2 separate regions of the Homo sapiens genome follow, and region 2 is linked to region 1. The links are chromatin contacts, found by Hi-C or POLR2A ChIA-PET in ENCODE. All regions are on one chromosome and are shown on one strand. The core of a region is the stretch at or near the end of the contact, and the rest is flanking DNA. Distances in the headings are between cores, read along the strand shown. Region 1 holds the start of LINC01571 (long intergenic non-protein coding RNA 1571). Region 2 has its middle 71 kb from the start of LINC01571.

Region 1 (4,298 bases), core at 674-3,173:
ACAACTAAAGTTTCATTTCACTACGTTAACTATATTCACGGTATAAACAGCATATGTTGATATGATAAATGACATTTGGTTAGAAAATGTCTTTGAACTTTAGCTTAAAAAATGAAAACAGGTAAAAAGAAAAAACAGAATCAAATGTTAAAAACCATATGTTAGTAAATGAATATTCTCTTTCAGATTATTTAATGACCTTAAATATAATTACTGCTCCAAATGAGAAAGTTTCAAAGCCTGAGAATATTGCTTACTTTGAAAAAATGTATTTTAGTATTAGATATATGTATTCATCATCTAAGAAAAAGAAATCCACATAGCGATATTTACAAAATAAAGCAGTAACATAGGTGAGGAAAGTTAAATATTATCTCTATGTACATTAAGAGAAACAGGAATTGAGTCGCTTGCTGAAAACTTCTAAAAAGTCCATGACAAGACTTCAGATCTTGTTCTTTTGTGTAAAAGATGCTCGGGCCATTCTGCCAGTTTTAAAAGATTAATGAACATTTAAGAAAAAGAAGCCCAAAGTTACCGTGTACACACACAACAGAACAGCTGTGTACTCACTCTTTAGGGCTGTGACTCACAGTTCAATCTGAGCAAGAAATGCTTGGAAATTCTAAAACGCGACATTCACCTCCATGTGGAAGGAAAGGCCTCAATGTTCCCCTCCATCCCTGCTTAATCAATCAGTTGTGAATCAATTCTGCAGTGACTAATCGCCCCCAAACCCCCTTGCTCCACCATCTCTCCCTAGTATGCGGTGCTAGAGATGTTTACGCTGATACGAGGAGATGACAATTAGTCATATTTATCCGTGCTGGGTCCATTTAATCCCCAGTGTTTTTACTCATGTCAAATCCATTATCCCAAACAAAGCTTCATACATCTTGTCGGAGATGCTCACAGACTTGCCTTGTTTACTTTGAGAAGACAGATTTTATGGCAACATTAAATACATACTGAACCCTAACTAATGGAGCCACTTGGCATGGTGAAGCAATTGCACTGGCAATTCCTATCACCCTTAACCCATTGTTGTTTAACTGGGTTCTGAAAACCCAGGGACTTCTGGCTGTGCCTTGGGTGTTCCGAGCATATCCTAAATTTTCTCCACGATTCTACATTTATGATCATTGCACCTCAGTGTTTCCAGCAATCACATAATGCAACCCCCTTCCCCCCAGTAGCCAGAGACACTTTTTCCCGAATGCCTTGAATCTCCTCCTGGCCGCTCTCATGAGTAATTTTTGAGCCTAATAAAGGAACACCTCCCTCCCCGTTTGTTTATTTAGAAAGACAAAATGTTAGGTGCTCTGTTTACTTACATTTCTCAGCACTTCTTTGTCTTCCAAACCATTTTAGCTCTTAATATGGAAGTTTTATAAGTTATTTTATCAGAAAATGCAGACCTTTGCTAGTTGACATGAACACTTAGGATGAGGCTGAGTGCTTGGAAACCCCTGACTTCACCAGGAAAAAAAAAAAAAAAAAAGTAATATGTGGCATATGTTAACATCTAGGCCTGAAAACACAGCCAGTAAGAGTGGCGCACACTAAAGGAAATCACTACTTAATTCCACAAACATTTGTTTCAGTCCAGGAATGGCACTAGAAACTTTGAGCCGTCTGTCTCCTTCCCTGAGCCGGTCGGGCACACGAGGGTCCATAACGTGCGGCGCAGCGCCATCTGCTGGCAGGCCACTCCTGGCCGCCCCAACAGCCGGCAGCCGCGGATGGCTCTGAAATCCACACGGCTTGGTGCCTCCACCTTCGTCCCCCGGGGCTTCTCGCTGCTGGGGAGTCCTGACTGTACTAAAAAAAGAAAGAGAGAAGGAGATTGTGCCGGAGAGAAAAAACAGTGCTGGAGAAACCGTTTCCAAAGATCTATTTAACATGTAAACGGAGGAAGATTAATATCTCTGGAACAGTCCCCAAACGTCTTGCCAAGGGCACAGGTTTTCAGCTTTAAAGGTGAAGTTGAGTTTATTTGCATCTAAAGCAAACAGTTGTTTCTCCTCCTTTCTTTCTCTCTGTTAAACATCGTATCCTAACCATATCCTCTTTACACTCCGGCTCTGCGTGCTTCTTTATGGAGGGGAGGTCGAGTTAATGGCAGCTGTCTGGGTGTCCAGGTTAATTCATTTCCTGGCGGCGTGGCGGTGGTGGTGAGGGGGATTCTGAAGTGCTTTTGGAGACACTGGGGCTCTGTTTGCCCATCCATTCCAGGAATCAGTGGAGGGACAGCCCCTCTCAAGGGCAGAATCTGAGGATTGTGGAAATGCAATCAACACACTTATGCGTGCGCCCACACTGCTTTGAATGGGATCCCAGACTCCAGGGAACTCATCTCTGATAAATTGCAAAAGACCCAAACTAAATGGACCAAAGAAGCAGTCATTATGCTTAAGGGAGGGACCTCACTGTAACACAGAATAAAGTGTTACCTGCAATTATTTTTTAAGGTTGTGGGGGAAATCTCGGTATCCCAATTCTAACTACCCGGCCTTTTGCTAACTGACTGCAACACTGACTTCCAGCATCTCACATCCTCTTCCTCTCTCTATCTTGCTCTATCTTCCCACTCTTACCCAGTCCCATAACAAACAGGTTGGGGTGGATGCCCTCTATGTCCACATTACTTAGGGAGAAAGGGGAGGCTGGATCCATTCCTGGTTTCCACCTAAGGATGATTTGTTTAGGCCCCTGTTGTGAGGATTCTGTGATCCTTGGTGCCTGGTGGCTCACAACAGGGATTAATTGCAATTGTCTTTGTGTATGGAAGGGACTAGGCTTTTTCTTAGGGCGCTCAGCACAGCACTGCCTGCCACTGAGACGGTTCAGGGCACAGAGCTCTCTAGGCCCACAAAGAGGTCTGGCTCTCAGGACAGCCATGGGAGGGGCCTATGTCATCAGGAAAGGGCGTTGTTTTCTCCAGGGCTGCCTCTCAGCCTAAAGAGACTTTTACTCTAATGCCATGAGCTGTCCTTTTGCAGACTAGCAACCGGCTGGTGAGTGCTTTCAGGGGATTGCTTCTCTCTCTCTCTCTCTCCTTCATACACTTTTAGAAACAAATACAGTCAGAATCATTAATTATAGAATTGGAGGCCTAGGGTTGCCAGATAAATTACAGAATACCCAGTTACATTTGAATTTCAGAAAAAGAATGAATAGTGGTTTGATTTTAGTGTAAGTATGTCCCAGATATTACGTGGGGCATACTTACACTAAAAGATATTCTTTGTTTATCTGACATTCAGATTTAAGTGGATGCCTGTGTGTTGTTTTTGTTTTTTTTTTTTCCTCCCTTCCTTCTCCCTTCCTTCTTTCCTTTCTTCCTTACTTTTTTTTTTCCTTCTCAACCTGGCAACCTATTAGAGACCCTCTAGTAAAAATCTTTAGCCAGGAAACCAAAATTGGCAGAGGCAAAGTAATTTGCCCAGTTACACAGCTGGTTCGAGGCACAGCTAGGGTCAGAAATCAGGTCTAGAAATTTAGTTTTGATTCTCTCGATTAACCACACTGTCTTTGCTTCCCCAGGATAGCCAACTGGGAGCTAACGTACCACATAAGCTCACGTCATAAAACCAGTTCTTCATATAATCATTTCAGAATGATTCACGCGTGCTTCAAAGAACCATAAAGTAAAATACCATTCATCTGGAAATGCCACTAGTTTATAATTTGTGAGGTTTCCTGGCAAAGTGAATCTTTACCTAGAGACCCTTTTCTGGCTGAGGAGTCCCACAGCTTCCTTTTCTATCACCATTGTTCATGATTGTTTTAAGGACTTTGTTCTACCAAGTGATTTCACACTCTTAAGCACACAGTTAGATACAAGCAAAGAGTGTGCCAATTAGCCTCCTCTTCCTATTAAAGCAAAAGTTCTAAAGCCATTTCATCTTATCTGGATAAAAAGATTAATCTTAAAATACTCTAATATGCATTATTTCAAAGACTTACATTGGTTACCTATCTTGAGACTTCAAGATTGGTGGCAAAACTGTTATTCCATATTGTGGCCAACCTCAGGGCAAAAATGTGACCTTATATTTTGGCTATGCTGTGACCAAGTGTCCTTGTTCATGTCTCTTATGACATCTGAGCCTCACTTACATTATTTTTAAAAGGAGGGGTTAGTTCCTTATTAAGTCCTCGAGTCCATTTTGGTTCTAAAACACTAGGTTTCTAAAAATCAGACATGCACTCTGTTAACCTCATCTGTTTTTGAAGTTCCAACTGGAATTCAGCAGCAAAAATTGCATCTAAGTCTTTTGTAAGTATCCACTGTG
Region 2 (4,288 bases), core at 1,633-4,132, 72 kb after region 1:
CCTCCCCAGTAGCTGGGATTACAGGTGCCTGCCACTGTGCCTGGCTAATTTTGTATTTTTAGTAGAGATGGAGTTTCACCATGTTGGTCAGGCTGGCCTTGAACTCCTTACCTCAAGTGATCTGCCTGCCTTGGCCTTCCAAAGTGCTGGGATTACAAGTGTAAGCCACCATGCCTGGCCTGTTCTTAGCTTTTTCTCTGTCCGAATTTTTTTTTTCCCTAGTCAATTTCTCCCCATCCATCAGATTGCCAGCTCTCCTTCAATGTCACACAGTTTGTTGGGAAATCTTGCCCTAACTATCCCTCTCCTATTCTGCATTAGATCCCGTCTTGGTGCAGGACACTCTCACAGCACTATCTACTCACTGAAGAACACTGATGACAGTTATATATTTACCTATGTCATTATATGATTAACATCTCTTTGCTTCCTACACAGTGAACTTCTTGGGTGAATGATCTGAGCATGTCTTTTTTAAAATTGCATTGCCTGTGCCTATCACAGTGCCTGGTACACTGTGGTGCCCCACAAATATCTGTTGAAGGAATCTTTGAATCATTGTAGAGGGCCATCACTATGCAAAGGATCCCAGCAAGAATCAACTGGTGAAACCTGTCCTGAGAGCTTAGCAAGAAAGTGGTAGAACTGAACCTCAAACCAGCAGCTCTCCTAACCAGAGTCTGGACTTCCCCCGAATCCCCAAACTCAGTTGGGTGTGTGCTCAGCCCCTCATTTCCTTCAGTGACTTTAAGCCAGAGCATGCTTTGTGGTTTAATTTCCTCTCTGAAAAGCAGGTACTATAACAAAATAGCAAGCACTACGGCTGGGCTCCAGAGTAGCACACACTCGCCAGCCCATCCGTGGAAGGCTAGCCACAGACATGGGGAGATTATTAACACAATAAACCATAATTCTGCAAATTTGTACTCAGGGACCTTTTTATTGCCCGGTTGGGGACTATTTAATCTATGGCTTGACTTCTTGGTTACTGGATTACTTGGTTACTAAGTAACCAGGTAATTGACACATGAACCACAAGGATTGACAAAAGATGCTGTATCCAATATTATGTTTTATGAACTTAGTAAAAACTCTAGTTACATATTTAGAGTTTTCAATAAAGTTTATGACATTTTAATATGCACATTCCATATTATAACCAATTTCCTAACAGGTTTCGGTTTCCTCATAATACTGGCTCCGAGAAACCTTTTAGCATTTTTGCCTTTATTGATAATTTTTTTAAAACTCACTGACACCACATAAATGATTCTAAAATTAAAATACCTGAAAATTTTTCCATTGAGCACCAGAACATTCTAGGTCTTGTTCTCCTATTAAATTTTTATCTATGATATGGTGAAAACGTGTTAAAATTTGGCATTTAAAGATCTATATTTGAATTCCCGTTTCATCATTTGCTGTGTGACCTGGCTATACCATGTAATCTCTGAGCCTCAATTTCCTCTTTCACAAGCAATAATCATTCTTCAATTTGCAGGGATATGCCATGAATTATATGAGATGAAATGTGAAGCAATATTGTAACCTATAAAATGCCATATGAATATTTTATTATTAATCATAATGTTATAGAGTGTTCTACTGTTCTTATGAATGCATTCTTACATTTCTGTCTTTGATTCCATATGTACCATACTGGTACATATTGGAACCATATTCCAATAACAGCCTTATACCTACTTTAATGTAAATGTCAATCACTTAAAATATAATTTTGTTCAGATACCTGCTCCTGAGCTCTGATTTGAAGTCCAATAGGAGGGGAAGTGCTGATCTTAATGGTTTGATGTTTTTTTGGCTTCGCTATATGCAGACCGAGTCTCTCTTCACAGCTTCCTATCACTTTGCATAACATCCTCAAGCCAGTCAGGAAGGGAGGTAAGACTTCATGCTCTAAGGGTTGGAGCAGAGGTGGCAGGCAGGCACTCTAAGGTTACTTCTTTGCCATTTCCAGGACAAAGCACTTTTGAGAGACACTGTTTAGAGCTCCCACTTCTTCAGAGCCATAGTTACTTCCTTGATACTTCATTTGTTTTAAGGAGGCACAACGATGTCTTTCATCAGGGATTAAAAAAAAAAAGCCCCGGGGTATTAAAGGCATAAATTTACCCCAAGCTCATATTTGCATCTACAAATTGGATACAATGTATAGATTTCAGTGGGTAAGTACCCAGTGTCATACATTTCCCTCCCTGGAAGGAGGTAAAGGCTTACTAATGTGAACCTTTGGTATCTACAGCAAATAGCAGCATGTTCATAGGTGAGGGCCTATTTGCAGACACCAGACACAATGTCCTCCAGCTCTCTCAGGCAGGCAAGTGGCAAGGAGCCTATTGGAGGGCCTCCATGGGAAAAGACCCCTCTCTATATTATAATTCTCCCATGCATTATAAAGAACAAATGAGAGCTGACATTTGTATGGTACATATCTCTTTAAAAGGTAATGTACATTCATTTCATTTTATTCTCTTCTGATAATCCCCAAAGACAGATATTAGGATCCACATGAGAAAATAGAGGTTAGAGAGGTCAAGTGGCTGGCTTAAGTTCACATAGCCAGGTAGAGTAGAACCAGGGCATGATGAGGTTATTAAGCCATCTTTCTTTCCACTCTACCATTACACACTTCTTAATTATGCCAATTGCCTGTCCTGTTAATTTCAGTTTAGTATCACAGCCCTCCCAGGTTGAAGCTTCCCCATAACCATGTCCTCAGTGTTCTTATCGATACGAAGCTCTACGTAACAAGCATTTTAGATACTTTTTTCCTTTTCCAAATCTAACTGAAAATATCTTGCTAAACCCTGGCTGCTGCTTAATTTGTGATGAACCCCAGCCGTTCTTCTTCTGCCTCCTTTCTTAGACGACAAAGAAGCTTCACAAAATAAGGCATATTTTCCAAATGAAGTAATTCCACTACTGTGATGACGCCTCCCCTAAGCAACTCCACTGCAGAGTTAAATCCTATCGGCATTTCACGTTCCCTTGCTATTTTAGAAGTTTATATAATGCCAGAGTAAACCGTAATCTCTGGGAAAACTTAGCAGAGAGAATGGGGTTTTAGGTTAGACGAGAAAAGCAGAGACAGATTCTTTGAGAAGCATATCAGTTCTAATAGGAACGACATCGTTTGTCCCACATGAAGTCAGAGCGGTCTGACTTAGCTACTTTCAAATCTTAAAAACTGATTTTAAAAATTACTGGATGAACATCATGTAGAAAGAATGCTTTTTAACAGAGCTTTTATGTCAGTGCATCTCATTTACTTCCTGAATTTGCAGCTCAGCTTCTACGCATTATTAATACCATTAGAAGAATGTCGCATATTAGGAGCATGAAAGGCAAAGGGAAGAGAATGAGGCGCCCTGGTTCATCTTGGCATTTTGTGAAGAATAAATGCCACTTCTGAGCAATGCCCAGCCTCCCCCAGAGAAGAATTTAGACCCTGATTCTTTATTTAAACAGGTTCCTGGGGGATGGAAAAGAAGTGAGATACCCAGAAAAAGCCCTCTGAAATGCAGAGCCCCAGGTAAACCCAAGTGAGGGTTTCTAGTACAATGACATCACCCAGCTCTCAAGGGCCACTCCAGGCCCAGGAGTGTTCATGCCCCTCAGGCAGCCTCAGTGACAGATAAGCTAAATAGTAGGTAACACATGCAAGAGTTTCTACAACTTACGGAACGTTTTATATTGCCGTTACAAGGCAGGGCCTGTCCAACAGAAAGGAGGGCCAAGTTTCCTTTCTGATTTTTGAGGCTCTAATTGTATGGAAAAATGTATAAATTCTAAAACAGATTTTATAATTACAATATATTTTTACTGTTTATATTTAACAAATGAGAGCTTTTAACAGGCCTATATGCACACACACCACAAATGTAATCATTTTTTATTATGTATTAAGAAAATAATGACAGATTATCAAAAATAACCATTTATAAGCCTTTACAGATAGTATGGCACAGTCATGAGGCACAAGTGTACTGTCATAAGATGACTGGCTTTTTCCTTCCAGTGTGTTAGCATTTGATATCTCTGTGCCTGTGGGTGTACATTTGAGGATCTTCTTGAATGTGAACCATGGGTGGAGCAAGCGGTGCTCTCGTCCCTACTGTGATAAGCCAGTTCCCAGAAGGCCTCCCTTCCATGGCACCGGGAGAGACTTCTTGCTCTGCTAAACTTCACAGATACTGTTTCAGGAAAATTCTTGTGGTTTAATAGTTCTAACATGCAGCTTCATGGTTAGGTAGAGAGAAATATATTT

Evidence for each region. A loop is a pair of places that touch in the nucleus more often than their neighbours do. ChIA-PET counts read pairs that join two places held with the same protein, here RNA polymerase II (POLR2A). Pooled maps may share reads with other maps.
Region 2: a map with no recorded cell type shows a loop between it and region 1 (6-fold over the local background). The contact joins the enhancer-like site here to the promoter of LINC01571 in region 1. A Hi-C loop is called at or near these places in 1 of 37 single-sample maps with no recorded cell type and 1 of 50 pooled maps. POLR2A ChIA-PET finds 5 or more read pairs at or near these places in 2 of 52 experiments (BJ and activated T-cell).

Annotation. Positions count from the first base shown.
Region 1 is chr16:51,760,596-51,764,893 of GRCh38, forward strand. LINC01571 (long intergenic non-protein coding RNA 1571) reads left to right here and starts at 1,924. Exons shown (of 3, transcript NR_110916.1): 1 at 1,924-1,980. LOC105371257 (a long non-coding RNA gene) reads right to left here. Exons shown (of 4, transcript XR_001752182.1): 3 at 1,335-1,821.
Region 2 is chr16:51,831,381-51,835,668 of GRCh38, forward strand. No RefSeq gene overlaps it. Among named protein-coding and RNA genes, the nearest start is that of LINC01571, 71 kb to the left of the region's middle. Within about 2 kb of position 2,883, at least 2 of the 41 ENCODE cell types and tissues checked have a DNase peak (open chromatin) inside an H3K27ac peak, as active enhancers do.